Linked DNA regions of Homo sapiens: region 1 is linked to region 2. Evidence: read pairs that join two places in POLR2A ChIA-PET (ENCODE). Cell type or tissue: PC-9. All regions are shown on one strand.

Region 1 (8,000 bases), 160 kb before region 2:
AGAATCTCTCTATCTGACCTCCACGTGCCCTTCTTTCACCTGCCCAAGGCAGGATTCTGATTGTGGCCATATGATCCTCATTCAAGAGGCTTCATGAGGATCGTGCCCCATACCCTGAAGGAAGGAAGGCTGCACAGGGAGGCCAAGAAGAATCTGCACAGACAGGCCCTGCTGGGTGTCACTACCTGATCTATTAGGATGCGATCAGGCAGTTTCTGACCAATCTCATTTCCACATGGTTGTCCATGCTTCAATCATGTCTATCTGATGAAGTCTCATAAAAGGCCCAAGAGGACAGGGTTTTTGGGGAGATTCTTAGAGAGTGGCTGCCCGGGGAGGGCATGGATGCTCTGTGCCCCCTCCCCCACACCTTGCCCTAAGCATCTCTTCATCTGTATTTTTAATAATATCCTTTGTAATAAACCAGTAAATGTGGTGGCCAGGCGCAGTGGCTCACGCCTGTAATCCCAGCACTTTGGGAGGCTGAGGCAGGCAGATCAAAAGGTCAGGAGCTCGAAACCAGCCTGACCAACATAGAGAAACTCTGTCTCGACTAAAGACACAAAAAATTAGCCGAGTGTGGTAGCACCCGCCTGTAGTTCCAGCTACTTGAGAGGCTGAGGCAGGAGAATTGCTTGAACCTGGGAGGCGGAGGTTGTGGTGAGCCAAGATCACGCCATTACACTCCAGCCTGGGCGACGGGCGAGATTCTGTCTCAAAAAAAAAAAAAAAAACCCAAAAACAAACCAGTAAATATAAGTGTTTCCCTGAGTTCTGTGAGCTGCTCCTGCAAATTAATTGAACCCAAAGAGAGGGTCAGGGGAACCCCAACTTGAAGCTAGTCCATCAGAAGTCCTGGAAGCCTGGACTTGCGACTGGTGGGAAGGAGGGGGCAGTCCTTCAGGACTGAGCCCTCAACCCCCAGGATCAGCCACTATCTCCAGGTAGATAGCATCAGAATGGAATTGAATTAAAGGACACCCAGCTAGTGTCTGCTGCTTGATATATAGCGGAAGCCTCCACATATTTGGTCACAGAAATCTTCTCTGTTGATTGTCATAGTGGAACAGCAGAGGAAAAACGGTTTGAGTTTTATCAAATGAGCATGTTTTCCAGAACTGAGAATTTTTTAAAAGCTGGAATACAGCAAAACACAATGCTAAGATACACTGCTTCAGAAATCAGGAAATCTAGGCCAGGCGCGGTAGCTCATGCCTGTAATCTTGGCACTTTGGGAGGCCGAGGCGGGTGGATCACCTGAGGTCGGGAGTTTGAGACGAGCCTGACCAACATGGAAAAACCCCGTCTCTACTAAAAATACAAAATTAGCCAGGCGTGGTGGCGCCCGTCTGTAATCCCAGCTACTCAGGAGGCTGAGGCAGGAAAATCGCTTGAACCCGGGAGGTGGAGGTTGTGGTGAGCTGAGATTGCGCTACTGCGCACTCCAGCCTGGACAACATGAGTAAAACTCCATCTCAAAAAAAAAAAAAAAAAAAGTCACAAAATCTGGCAAGTGGTCAACATTCACCTCGTTAATATGTGCTGAGCCTTGCTATGTGCTGTGAGTCCAACAGAACTTTCTACAGTGATGGCAATGTTCTATGGCCGCTCTTTCCAACACAGAAGCCATGTGTGGCTGTGAAGCATTTGAAATGTGGCTGGTGAAATTGTGGAACTGAATTTTTAAAAATTTATTTAATTTTAATTAATTAAAACTCAACAGCGGTTGGGCGTGGTGGCTCACACCTGTAATCCCAGCACTTTGGGAGGCCGAGGTGAGCGGATCACCTGAGGTCAGTTCAAGACCAGCCTGGCCAACATGGTGAAACCCTGTCTCTACAAAAATTAGCTAGGCATGATGGCAGTTGCCTGTAATCCCAGCTACTCGGGAGGCTGAATCAGGAGAAACGCTTCAACCCGGGAGGCGGAGGATGCAGTGAGCCAGGATCATGCCACTGCACTCCATCCTCAGTGACAGAGCGAGACTCCATCTCAAAACAAAAACAAAAACAAAAAACTCAATAGCTACATATGGTAGTGGCTACCACACTGGACAACAGCTTTAGCCTCTGTGCAGGTGTATAAACAGGTGCAAAGAAATCTATCAGTAAAACACATTGTACTGATAACTTATAAATAGATAAGAAAACAACAAAGACAGGCCATAACAGGAGGAGTTGGTATGGGAAGAGAGGGTCATACACATGTACCTATGTTTTAAGTGGCTGGAGTTCTGTAAGAGAAGCTTGTTCTATGTACTAATAAAATCAAACCTGGCCGGGCCTGGTGGCTCACGCATGTAATCCCAGCACTGTGGGGGGCTGAGGTGGGCGGATCACCTGAGGTCAGGAGCTCGAGATTAGCCTGGCCAGCATGGTGAAACCCCGTCTCTACTAAAAATACAAAAATTAGCTGGGTGTGGTGGCGCGCCCCTATAATCCCAGCTACTCGAGAAGCTGAGGCATGAGAATCGCTTGAACCCAGGAGGTGGAGGTTGCAGTGAGCCGAGATCGCGCCACTGCACTCCAGCCTGGGGGACAGAGCGAGACTCTGTCTCCTAAAAGAAAAAAAAATCAAACCCTTGCTTGTTGACAGCTTCCCCCCACCCCAAAATAGCACAAGCTCCGTGTAATACTACTTTTTCAGATTTTGGGTTTTTTGTTTTGTTTTATAGTTTTTTTTTTTGAGACAGGGTTTCATTCTATCACCCAAGGCTGGAGCAGCCTCAACCTCCTGGGCTCAATCAATCCTTCTGCCTCAGCCTCCAGTATAGCTGGGACCACAGGCACAGACCACCATGCCTGGCTAATTTTTGTATTTGTTTGTAGAGTCAGGTTTCACCATGCTGCTCAGGCTGGTCTAGAACTCCTGGGCGCAAATGATCTGCCTGCCCCCACCTCCCAAAGTGCAGAGATTACAGGCGTGAGCCACCACACCTGGTCCCACATCTTTTTTCTTTTGTCTTTTTTTTTTTTTTCAGACATGGTCTCACTCTGTCACCCAAGCTGGAGTGCAGTGGCGCAATGATAGCTCACTGCAACCTTGAGCTCCTGGGCTCAGGCAATCTTCCTGCCTCAGCCTTCCAAAGCACTGGGATTCCAGGCACAAACCACCGTGCCCAGCCAGCGCTTCACTTCTTTGTTGCCTTCAAGGTAATGATATAAAGCAACAATTCAATACCAAGTTGGTAAAATAATTTGTATTTCAAACAGAAAGACTGCCTAAAAATATTACCTTTTGCTCCTAGCACCCAGACAAACAATGAATAAAGGGAAATAAGGAAACCCTGGCAGCTGAGAAGGCCTCCTAGTCAATAGATCCAGTTTCTCCCAAGTTCATACTGCAGATGAACTTGTAGTTCATTTAAGTATCTAGATCTCTTTCCTTCATGTAGAGACCTTAATCAAAGACTCTTCTCAGGATTTTATTTCACAGCCTAAGAAATGTTTATTTAATTTAATAAAATACTCTTTTTCTTTAAGGTTGGGTCCATTACCAAATACTAAGTCATGTTGAAAAAATTATGTATATACATACATATGTCTATATATATATATATATATATATATATATATATATATCTCACCATAAAATACTATCCTAGGTTATCAATAGTGTGCTTATAGTGCTGATCTTACTCCTAGTAGAACTGTCACAGTTGATCACTGTCCATTATTTTAGGATATTCTTAGCTGTGGAGTTTGAGAAGACTATGAAACTATTATACATATTTGAAGTATAGTTATAGGTTATGTTAGTTACTTTTAATAAATTTAATGATTAGTTTGACTGTTGACTAGGCATATACAATTAAGTAGAAACGACACAAAACACTGAGTGAATAATTCTAAAAAGGCTTAGGAGGCTCTTTTCACTGTCCATGAAATCATCTTGTGGCCTCTTGAATCAGCTATGCACAAGGCACCAACATATCTACGTCGCACCATAAAGATTCCACAGTCTTCCATTCCCACAGGTGGCCTCAAACCTGGGTAGCAGCTGCTGGCTGGGATCATTCCTGCACAGCTCCTCCAGGCTCCCAGATTTTTTCATCTACTTCTATGGTTCTCTAATAGCAACATTTTTCAACTATTAATTTACTTTTATTCAAAATGATCCAACAGACACCCCCCAAGATTTAATATTTACGTTCATATATATATATTTGGAGACAGAGTCTTGCTCTGTCACCCAGGCTGGAAGTCCAGTGGTATAATCTCGGCTCACTGCACCCTTCACCTCCCGGGTTCAAGCAGTTCTCTGCCTCAGCCTCCCAAGTAGCTGGGACTACAGGCGCACGCTGCCACGCCCGGCTAATTTTTTGGTTTTTTGTAGAGATGGGGTTTCACCGTGTTGCCCGGGTTGGTCTCGAACTCCTGAGCTCAGGCAATCCACCCACCTTGGCCTCCCAAAGTGCTAGGATTACAGGCGTGAGCCACTGCGCCCGGCCTTTACGTTAATATTTATATAGACACTTTAACATTTGTCCTCCTCTCAAGGCCCCAGGAATAACACCAAGTCGTGAGTTAAATGTTAATTTTCTTAGCAACTTGAAAAGATTAAGATCACCTCTATTAGATTCTGGACCTTTGTATCCAAGAAGTCTAATAAGGAAACACCAACAAAAGCACACGTAAGAGAAACACAAACCAAGTTAACTTTGAAGATACGTTGTGCATGGCATAGCATTCATAAAAGACACGCCAGAAAACCTGATTAGACTCAGGACATGCATGGAACAATTGTGCTTACCAGCTTGAGAGAAAGCTTCATGTAAAAATTGGAGAGGTATGGGAAAAATAGAGAGAAAGAGAGAGAGAAAGAGAAAAAAAAACAACAACACATCAGAAGAAGAGGAACTTGGTCAGTTCCGCCATATTAAAATAACACACACGTCTACCCGCTGATTTATAAAAATGACTTGTAGCAGATCTGTGCAAAAGTTCACAAGAAGGGCTGCTCCCTAATAACATTTTTCTTAGGCTCCACATTGCCAGAGCCAAAGATCAGATAGAAAAGGAGGGTTTCTGTTACAGGCCTGTACTGGCCACCTCAGCCTAGATGTAAATTAAAGTAAGCTTATAGTCAGTGACACATAATGACTATAAAAGAAAAAATACAGGGCCGGGTGCAGTGGCTCACACCTGTAATCCCAGCACTTTGGGAGGCCAAGGCAGGTGGATCACCTGAGGTCGGGAGCTCGAGACCAGCCTGACCAACACGGAGAAACCCTGTCTCTACTAAAAATACAGTATTAGCCGGGTGTGGTGGTGCACACCTGTAATCCCAGCTATTCAGGAGGCTGAGGCAGGAGAATCGCTTGAACCTGGGAGACGGAGGTTGCAGTGAGCTGAGGTCGCGCATTGCACTCCAGCCTGGGCAACAAGAGTGAAACTCCATCTCAAAAAAAAAACAAAAAAAAAAGAAAAAATATAATCACACAACCTTTTGTTCTCCAAATTTCCCATGGAAAGTTTTATACAGACGAAAACAAGTCTGAACACCAATTACTTCCATGACAGGAAAGTAATATTTTAATCTTAAGGAGCTCTAATAAATATAAACATTGACATGAAGGCAAAGTCTGAAATTGGTGAATTGGTAACAAAGGGCTGACTAGCATTGCTCTAAGAAACTACCTGCAGGACCCAGAATGCCTCTCGCAGCCAGGCTAGAGGCCAACATTCTCTCCCACCCGAGAAGTGTGTGCCACCCCTTGCTCCGTGGAGGGTGTCTGCTGATGCTTTCTATGAAACTCAGCCCTGTCCACAGGGGTTATTTGGAGAATTATCCACTGTGACTGCTCTTTTTTTTTTTGAGACAGGGTCTCACACTATCGCCCAGGCAGGAGTGCAGTGGCGTAATCTCGGCTCACTGCCACCTCCGCCTCCCAGGTTCAAGCGATTTTCCTGCTTCAGCCTCCTGAGTAGCTGGGATTACAGGTGCCTGCCACCACGCCCAGCTAATGTTTTGTATTTTTAGTAGAGACGGGGTTTCGCCTTGTTGGTCAGGCTGGTCTTGAACTCCTGACCTCGTGATCCGCCCGCCTCCCAAAGTGCTGGGATTATAGGTGTGAGCTACTGTGCCCAGCTGTGACTGCTCTTTTTAAAGTATTTATTTACTTATCAATTTGCTGATTTTTGGTTTTGTTTTTGGAGACAGGGCAGGTTGCATGGTGGCACAATCCCAGCTCACTGAAGCCTCAACCTCTAGAGCTCAAATGATCCTCGCACCTCAGCCTCCTGAGTAGCTGGGACTATAGGTACGTGCCACCACGTCCAGCTAAGTTTTGTATTTTTTGGTAGAGATGGGGGTTTCACCATGTTGCCCAGGTTGATATCGAACTCCTGAGCTCAAATGATCCACCCACCCCAGCCTTCCAAAGTGCTGGGATTACAGGTGTGAGCCACCACACACAGCCTAAAAAACTAATTCTTAATTTAAGATTGATTCAAAGTTGACACTTCCTTGTAAATAAAAAATAACCTTTTAAATAAATTGTCCCTATATAGAAACATGAGATTTTAAAGGAAAGAACCAGAAAGACAAACTTTTGCAGGGGGAAAATGGTACATACAGTCACATTCCTGACTGTCTGACATGGGCAGTCTACAGTGATTCCAGCCCGCCTGTGAACTTGAGCATAGATCTACTTATCACAACTGGAATTCATTGTACGCACAGACAAGACTTATGGTGCACAGCAGAAAACTCCAAGTATCTTTCCTACAAGGCACACTATCATATACAGATATTTTCTCACACATTATTGTCTAAACATTGCTAATTCAAAGAACTAACATTTCAACTAGATACACTATTTGCTCTCTACTCGGCTACTTTCTTTACGCAAAGTTATATATTCTTTCTTAAGCATTCCACAGACAGAGTTCTCACCTCAAAATATTGTATAGGAAGATTATTAACACTTCATAGTAAAAACGAGTCATTAGGATTGAACAGAAATCCCCATTGAATAGGAAATACCAAATTCTCAGACAAATTCGACTTTATTTGTGATGGATGATCTATTAATACAAGAAGTGCCATCACAGTACGTGGAATTTCTTTTTAATCATTATATACTGGTTTTCAGTCTGAAGTTGTAAGCCAGCCAATTAGAATTTCTCTTAAAATTAGAAAGCGAAATCATTGGCTAAAATAATAATTTTGAAGATTTCATTAAGTGCATTGCTAGACACCTGAAGAATTAAAAAGCTGTCAGTTTCAGGCGACAGTTAAAGAGCCGTGGGAGCCACAAGCGTCAATAACACATGGGGAACACAGCCCAGGCGAGTCCATGTGTTATTGGACAGTCACAGTACTAACCTCAAGTACAAAGAAAGGGGACAGTGAAAATAAATATATATAGAGAGAAGCAAAATCATTTTACTGTGCTAGGAGATCGCTCACGCTTCCTTGATTTGTTTGTTTGTTCTCCAAGCTTTAGGGCATAACTCCCTTATGGATCCATTTGTTACAAACATGGATATGGGTGACTGAGCTACACTGCCGTCTGTAAGAGCGTCACTCTCCCGTGACCACGCACTGCAGCTGTGTTTTATGCGTGAAATTCTGCGGTAAAGTCATACCCAATGACATCTCAGACGGCAGTCACAGTCCCTTTAAAGATTTTACCAGAACTAGAATGAAAAGAGAAAAACAAAAAAAAAAACAAAAAAACAAGCTCAGCTCACCACTGTTATTAGAAAGTTTGCTTCCTTTATTCATGCAAGCTTTTCGGATAAAGTTCCGTATGGTTGAATTTATACAATTAGGCTTTTCTTTTTTTTTTTTTTTCCTGGTGTCCAGTTCTCTCAATTAAGAATTTCATTTCGTAGTGTGGAAGCATAACAAGTGCCTCTGGGTCCCCAGTCTTGGTGCTGTGAATGGGGTTAGTGGCTGTGCCATGACTGTATGACCTGGCCATCACAGGTGAACTTACAACATAGTCCCTAGCCTCAAAGGCATACGTGGGTTTCCCTATCGTCCTCTTCATG
Region 2 (8,000 bases):
ATCCTCCTCGCTTGTACTTTCTTCAGTCTCAAGATATCTATGCCTCTATGACTTTTATAGTGAGGTATAGTTTACGAAGTCACTTCCATACATATCTTATTTGACATGACACGATAGCTTAAAATGGAGGTGGGGAACAGGTTAGGTGAAGGTCCTACAGATATTATTGGCAACAGTACTTTCTTTCTTTTTATTTTATTTATTTTTTGAGACAGAGTCTCACTCTGTCACCCATGCTGGAGTGCAGTGGCACGATCTCAGCTCACTGAAAACTCTGCCTCCCGGGTTCAAGCGATTCTCTTGCCTCAGCTTCTCTAGTAGCTGGGACTACAGGCATGCACCACCACACCCGGCAAATTTTTGTATTTTTAGTAGAGATGGGGTTTCATCATGTTGGCCAGGCTGGTCTCAAACTGACCTAAGGGTATCTGCCCACCTTGGCCTCCCATCGTGCTGAGATTACAGGCATAAGCCACCGTGCCTGGCCTCTTTTTTTTTTTTTTTTTTTTTTTTTTTAAATTTTTTTGAGACAGGGTCTTGCTCTGTTGCCCAGGCTGGAGTGCAGTGGCATGATCTTGGCTCATTTGGCCTCGTGGGCCCAAACTGTCCTCCCACCTCAGCCTCTTGAGTAGCTGGGACCATAGGCTTGCACCACCACACCCGGCTAATTTTTTTTTTTTTTTTTTGGTAGAGATGGGTTTTCACCATGTTGCCCAGGCCGGCCTTAAAATACGGGGCTCAAGTGATCCTTCTGCATTAGCCTCCTGAGTAGCTAGCATCACAGGCACCTGCTATTACTCCTGGCTATTTATTTATTATTTATTTTGAGACAGAGTCTCGCTCTTTCGCCCAAGCTAGAGTGCGGTGGCGTGATCTCGGCTCACTATAAGCTCCGCCTCCCAGGTTCAAGTTATTCTCCTGCCTCAGCCTCCCACGTAGCTGGGATTACAGGCATGTGTCACCATGCTTGGCTACTTTTTGTATTTTTTGTAGAGATGAGGTTTCGCCATGTTGGCCAGGAGGGCCTCAAACTCCAGACCTCAGGTGAACCACCTGCCTTGACCCCCCAAAGTGCTGGGATTACAGGCGTGAGCCACCGCGCCTAGCCAAAAAGAAAAAGTTGAAAGGATATATATTTGCCCTTATTTATGAAAGACTTGAAAGAAATTCACGAAAGTATAAAAAAGTCAGTGCCAGTGGGATTGTGGGTAACAATTTTTTTTTCTTTTTTTCTTTTTTTTGGAGATAGCCTTGCTTTGTCTCCCAGGCTGGAGTGCAGTGGTGTAATCATAGCTCACAGTAGCCTCAAACATCTGGGCTCAGGGGATCCTCCATCTCAGCATCCCCAGTAGCTGTGGCTACAGTTGCATGCCACCACGCCTGGCCAAATTTTAAAATGTTTTGTAGAGGTGGGGGTCTTTCTGTGTTGCCCAGGCTGGTCTTGAACTCCTGTCCTCAAGTGACCCTCCCACCTCAGCCTCCCAAAGTGTTGGGATTATAGATGAGAGTCACCAGGCCCAGTCCTAACTTTTTTTTTTTCTTTTTTTTTTTTTTTTTTGAGACAGAGTCACACTCTGTGGCGCAGGCTGGAGTGCAGTGATGCAGTCCCAGCCCACTGCAGCCTCGACATCCTGGGCTAAAGCAATCGTCCCACTTCAGCCTCCTGAATAGCTAGGATGCCACCACAACTGGCTAATTTTTTTTTTTTTTTTTGCTAGAGATGGGGTTTCTCTGTTGCCTAGGGTGGTTTCAAACTCCTGGGCTCAAGCAGTCTGCCTGCCTCAGTCTCCCAAAATGTTGGGATTATAGGCGAGAGCCACCTCGCCTGGCCCCTCACCCTTTTTTTTTCTATCAAATGTTACTGAATATAGCTTTTTACATTTAATGTTGTATCATGATTACTTTCCCTTGTTAGGAAATGATAATGTGAAAATGGCTCTCATATCAGATCTAGTTTGAAGCCCCAGCTTTATTAGCTATAGTCTGCTTGGCCTCAGGTAGTCATTTCTCCTCTGAACTGGTGTCTTCATCGCTACCGTGGGGCTGCTTCTCTTAACCACACTGAGCTGAGCGAGGGTCAGAAATCATAGGTAAAGCCCTTGGCACATAACCTAGTTCTTGGAAGACTCTGAAAACTGGGAGTTGTGATGCTGTTGTTATTATCATTATTATTATTATTACTATTTTTGTTTTGTTTTGTTTTTTGCGATAAAGTCTTGCTCTTGTCCCCCAGGCTGGAGTGCAATGGTGCAATCTCCGCTTACTGCAACCTCTGCCTCCCAGGTTCAGGCGATTCTCCTGCCTCAGCCTCCCAAGTAGCTGGGATTAACAGATGCCTGCCAGCAAGCCTGGCTTATTTTTGTACTTTTAGTAGAGACGGGGTTTCACCATGTTGGCCAGGCTGGTCTCAAACTCCTGACCTCAGGTGATCCGTCCGCCGCGGCCTCCCAAAGTGCTGGGATTACAGGCGTAATCCAGCCTTATTATTATTATTTTTGAGACAGTCTTGCTCTGTTTCCCAGACTGGAGTGCAGTGGTACAACCCGGCTCCCTGCAGCCTCTGCCTCCTCGGTTCAAGCACTTCTGCCTCAGCCTACCAAGTAGCTGGGATTACAGGCACACACCACCACACCTGGCTAATTTTTGTATTTAGTAGATATGGGGTTTCACCATGTTGGCCAGGCTGATCTTGAACTCTTTCTATTTATTTATTTTTTTATTTATTTAATTTTTTTTTTTTTTTGAGATGGAGTCTCGCTGTCGCCCAGGCTGGAGTGCAGTGGCGTGATCTCGGCTCACTGCAGGCTCCGCCCCCTGGGGTTCACGCCATTCTCCTGCCTCAGCCTCCCGAGTAGCTGGGACTACAGGCGCGTGCCACCTCGCCCAGCTAATTTTTTGTGTTTTTAGTACAGATGAGGTTTCACCGTGTTAGCCAGGATGGTCTCAATCTCCTGACCTTGTGATCTGCCTGCCTCGGCCTCCCAAAGTGCCGGGATTACAGGTGTGAGCCACCGCGCCCGGCCTTGATCTCGAACTCTTGACCTCAGGTGATCTGCCTGCTTTGGCCTCCCAAAGTGCTGGGATTACTGCCATGAGCCATCGTGCCCAGCCGATGCTGTTTTTATTGTTTAAAATAGTCTTCAAAAACCTGTTTTTCATGGCATTGTATCATCAAATGAAATGATGATGCAAAGGTTTAAAAAAAAGGAATGTACTATTTATGTTGGGGGGGGAACTGCTATCAGGTTGCAATCGAAACATTTTCTGGAAAAAAAAAACAAAACAACAAGAAAACCTGTATTGTGGTGGCCTAAGTATAAATGAAAGCCTAGCAGGTTTCCATTCTGCTGCAAAGCAGCTTCATGCTGGACCAATTAGAAAAGACATACTTTTAAAATTAAAACTTTATTGAAATGTAATATACATGGCTAAAAATTACTCATTATAAGCAAACAACTCAGCGCATTTCCAGAACGTAGACACACTCATGCAGCCCGCAGGAAATGAGGCAGAACCATTACCAAGCCCCTCCAGAAGCACCCTAAGCCTCACCTTCCCTCAAGTCCCAGGAAAGCCCCTTTCTCCTGAGAGTGGTCACTGTCTTCACCTCCGTCACCACAGATGATTTCCCCCTGCATTCCAGTTTGTTTTACATGAATATGGCTGTGATTCATATACGTTGTTTTATGTGGCAGAAATTGTGTGTTCATTTTCCCTCATCCTCTCCCTCTGCAGTCCTGCTCCACTGAGGATTCTGCCAGAGAATGAAGCCCTAATGTGCTAAGGCATCCATTTATGTAGTTGAGTTAATGTCTCCTGTGCCTCTAGGAGGGTAGTCATCATATACTGTCCTTGAGAGAATTGAGAAAATAGATACTGAAGACATTTTCCGTGGGTTTAATTCTCTCAGAGAATTCCAAGAAAGGCTGGGAGCCTTAGCTTTTCTGGCTTTTACCATTGACCCACTCTTGTAGATTCCAGGAGATGACCTCTGTTATCTTATCTGGCTTTTCTAATTGTTCTCTGTGAGAATGTTGGTTTGCTGCAAGCCACTCCAGCCCACCAGGAAGTGGAAATCCAGCAAACATGTTTTCACCACATAGCCAAGCTCCTAAGAAAATAAGGGAAATTCCCAGGGGCCCAAAAAAGGGAAGAAGGAGCTGAAACTCCATTGGGGAAAGAACAGGGAAGCCAGGGCTTCCCTGTGACGTTGCAGAAACTTGAAGCCCAGAGGCCTGGGTTTTTTGTTTGTTTTGTTTGTTTGTTGTTGTTGTTTTTGAGACAGAGTCTCACTGTGTCACCCAGGCTGGAGTGCCATGGCACGATCTCGGCTCACTGCAACCTCTGCTTCCCGGGTTCAAGTGATTCTCCTGCCTCAGCCTCCCAAGTAGCTGGGATTACAGGCATGTGCCACAATGCCCGGCTAATTTTTTTGTATTTTTAGTAGAGACAGGGTTTCCCATTTTGGCCAGGCTGGTCTCGAACTCCTGACCCCAAGTGATCCTCCTGCCTCGGCCTCCCAAAGTGCTGGGATTACAGGCGTGAGCCACCACGCCCGGCCGAGTCCTGGGTTTTTAACAGATGTTGAGGGGAAACAGGGACCATAGCCTTAGGCCTGAGCAGGGAGGTGAGTTGGAACTGTGTCCCTCTGCTTCTCAGCCCATAATCTAGGGCTGTCAAAAAGCTATGAATGCAAGAGTGGGCAGGAAAGAAAATCCTGCTAGTGATAGTGCAGTGTGGTGTAGTTCTGTGGGGGAGAGGAGGGGATTTAGTTTATGCTGTTTCTGCCAAAGATCTGCTCCACAGCCTGTCCTCACAGGCCTTTGGTGTTTGCCATTAGACTACCCGGGATGTCCAGGAAACCCCAAATCTAGAAATAAAAAGTTACCCTTCACACCAAGAATCAAATTGCAGACTTACGGAAGGTGTTGCAATTTAGCCAAATCTCAATATAAAAATTGTTACACAACATAAAGTGTGTTTGTGGAAGCCCAGTTTTAGAAGTGTTCACTGACACCATTGCTCTGTTGGCCCTGCAGTGTACTGACTTAGTTGAGATTGGAGTCAGGATGTTGAGACAGCATCAAGCAGGTGGGGTAGGCGTCTGCCCATGTGATTCAGTCTCACCAAACCTTAGGATTATCTTGTATCCAAAAGACTCTGTCTCCATGTCGCTAATTCCTATTCCTGGGATTCCTCTTGCATAAGGCTTTGTTCCCTGAAAACCCATCATCTACTGTATCACTTTTAGGTGAAAATTCACCTTTTTAAATAATTGACTTATAGCTTAGCTTCATTCTTTATCCTGCCAATGGGAGGAGCCAGGTACACACAAATTGATAAGAGGATTTATATAAATGAGTGTATTCTTGGAACAGCTTCAGCCGCTCCTTTTCTTCCTCCCCACCCCCCAGCATGTTTTGAGTGCCTACTAGATGCCAGGCATTGTACTATCAGGAAGGATGTGGGGATGACGATAACATGGTTCCTCCTGCCCTGGAATTCACATTTCAGCCAACCACTGAGTTTGCCCCTAGAACCCATACCAATGCATTGGAGTGAATTTGAATCCATTGAATACTTCCTTCTGCAGAAACTGTTGATATCTTTTGGATTTCCGATGAGTTGTCTTCAGCTTTTGGAGAAAGACATGTTACCACAGCTGTGTATGTTACTGAGCATATGGAAACATTGGCTGGCTAGCAAGAAATAAGATATCATAGTTTTTCTCTTCTTTTCTTTTACCTTTTTTTTTTTTTTTTTTTTTGAGACAGAGTCTTGCTCCGTCACCCAAGCTAGAGTGCAGTGGCATGATCTCGGCTCACTGCAACCTCCACCTCCCAGGTTCAAGCAATTCTGCTGGCTCAGCTTCCCAAGTAGCTGGGATTACAGGTGCCCGCCACCATGCCCGGCTAACTTTTTGTATTTTTAGTAGAGACAGGGTTTCGCCATGTTGGCCAGTGTGGTCTCAAACTCCTGACCTCAGGTGATCCACCCGCCTCAGTCTCCCAAAGTGGTGGGATTACAGGCTTGAGCCACCGTGCCCAGCCTGATATCATACTTTTTAAAGCAAATGAATAGGTTAAATAATCAAAAGCACTTTTCCATATGACTAATTCCACCACTACAAATCTCTTTAGGATGATGTGAGGCATAAAGTTCATCTGAACACCTTTGGCTTCTTCAAGGATGGGTACATGGTGGTGAATGTCAGTAGCCTCTCACTGAATGAGCCTGAAGACAAGGATGTGACTGTAAGTACCTTTTAATGAGATCCAGGGGTTTACTCTTTTTTTTTTTTTTTTGAGATGGAGTCTTGCTCTGTCACCCAGGCTGGAGTGCGGTGGCGCAATCTCAGCTCACTGCAACCTCCACCTCCCGGGTTCAAGCAGTTCTCTGCCTCAGCCTCCCGAGTAGCTGGGATTACAGGCACCCACCACCATGACCGTCTAATTTTTGTATTTTTAGTAGAGACGGGGTTTCACCAACTTGGCCAGGCTGGTCTTGAATTCCTGACCTCGTGATCCACCCGCCTTGGCCTCCCAAAGTGCTGGGATTACAGGTGTGAGCCACTGCGCCCAGCCCAGGGGTTTACTCTTTTAGCTTAGGTGAGAGTCACCTTCCAACCCCAATGCTTAAATATAAAATACCAGAATATGGAGATAATTAAGCATGTGAGTAGCAAATTATATATCAGGCATCAAATAATTTCACTTTTAACACTTAAAATGTAATTCTGTAATAATTCTAGTAATTAGTGACTTTGCTTGAGTGATTTTACTTTGCCTTCTTACAAAATGAATGCTAAGAAAACAGAGGAGACCACGTTAGAAGTACCACTTTTTCTGCTTTTTGAGTAAGAAAAGTATGGACAATTGTGTAGATATTTACTTCTACTGTTTTTACTCCCCATTAGATTGGATTTAGCCTAGACCGTACAAAGAATGATGGCTTTTCTTCTTACCTGGTGAGTATTAAATGTGTGACCTGATTCATCTCTTCACCTGAGCCCAGGCCATTGAACGGGAACACCCTACTTCTTGCAGTTCCATTTTCATTTTTTTTTTGGAGTACGGTGGCACAATCATAGCTCACTGCAACCTTGACCTCCCAGGCTTAAGCGATCCTCCCGCCTCAGTCCCCTGAGTAGCTGGGACTACCAGCGTGTGCCACCACGCCTGCCTAATTTTTGTATTTTTAGTAGAGACAGGGTTTCACATTTTGTTGGCCATGTCTCAAACTCCTGGACTCAAGGGATCCACCCACTGTGGCCTCCCAGAGTGCTAGGACTGCAGGCGTGAGCACCACGCCTGGCCACAGCGCCATTTCTTGAGGTAGTGGCTGCTTTGACTTCCAAGCATTTTTGAGAACCCACAGTTGGTTTACTTTTGTTTTTTGTTTTTTTTTTTGAGACAGAGTCTCACTCTTGTTGCCGAGGCTGGAGTGCAATGGTGTGATCTTGGCTCACTGCAACCTCCGCCTCCCTCGTTCAAGTGATTCTTCTGCCTCATCCTCCTGAGTAGCTGGGACTGCAGGTGCCCGCCACCACACCTGGCTAATTTTTGTATTTTTAGTAGAGACGTGGTTTCACCATGTTGGCCAGGATGGTCTCGATCTCCTGACCTCACGATCCACCCACCTCGGCCTCCCAAAGTGCTGGGATTACAGGCGTGAGCCACCACGCCCACCGGTTTACTATTTTGAATGGAGTTTGAGCCACGTATTTGCTATGTTCCTGAAAACTCTGTTCTTGTTCTAGTGTGAATGAATAAGATGATGTACAATTGGCTCTTCCTTTCTCAGGATGAAGATGTGAATTACTGTATTTTAAAGAAACAGTCTGTCTCTGTCACCCTTTTAATCCTAGACATCTCCAGAAGTGAGTAAGTAATTCTAAAGTTCCTTCAGTTCAGTCCTAGAGTAGAGTCGGGGAGAATTTAGTAGTATGCTAACATTCCTTGGGTGTCTGCCATGTGCCAGAGACCGTGCTGAGTGCTGGA

The links. ChIA-PET counts read pairs that join two places held together with the same protein. Peaks named below come from ENCODE experiments on the same cell type or tissue, not always from the same donor. Only the 100,000 strongest peaks of a DNase experiment are listed, where the experiment ranks them.
Region 1: POLR2A ChIA-PET joins it to region 2 with 25 read pairs; 4 of 35 experiments call an interaction of 5 or more read pairs at or near these places.

Annotation. Positions count from the first base shown.
Region 1 is chr9:129,911,214-129,919,213 of GRCh38, forward strand. FNBP1 (formin binding protein 1) reads right to left here. Exons shown (of 17, transcript NM_015033.3): 11 at 4,753-4,767. Among named protein-coding and RNA genes, the nearest start is that of MIR6855, 46 kb to the left of the region's middle. In PC-9, no CTCF peak of the experiment used is centred here; a DNase peak (open chromatin) is centred at 138; H3K27ac peaks cover 1,283 bases.
Region 2 is chr9:130,069,496-130,077,495 of GRCh38, forward strand. It overlaps GPR107 (G protein-coupled receptor 107), which reads left to right. Exons shown (of 18, transcript NM_020960.5): 2 at 6,141-6,254; 3 at 6,917-6,967; 4 at 7,804-7,883. Among named protein-coding and RNA genes, the nearest start is that of GPR107, 20 kb to the left of the region's middle. In PC-9, no CTCF peak of the experiment used is centred here; no DNase peak of the experiment used is centred here.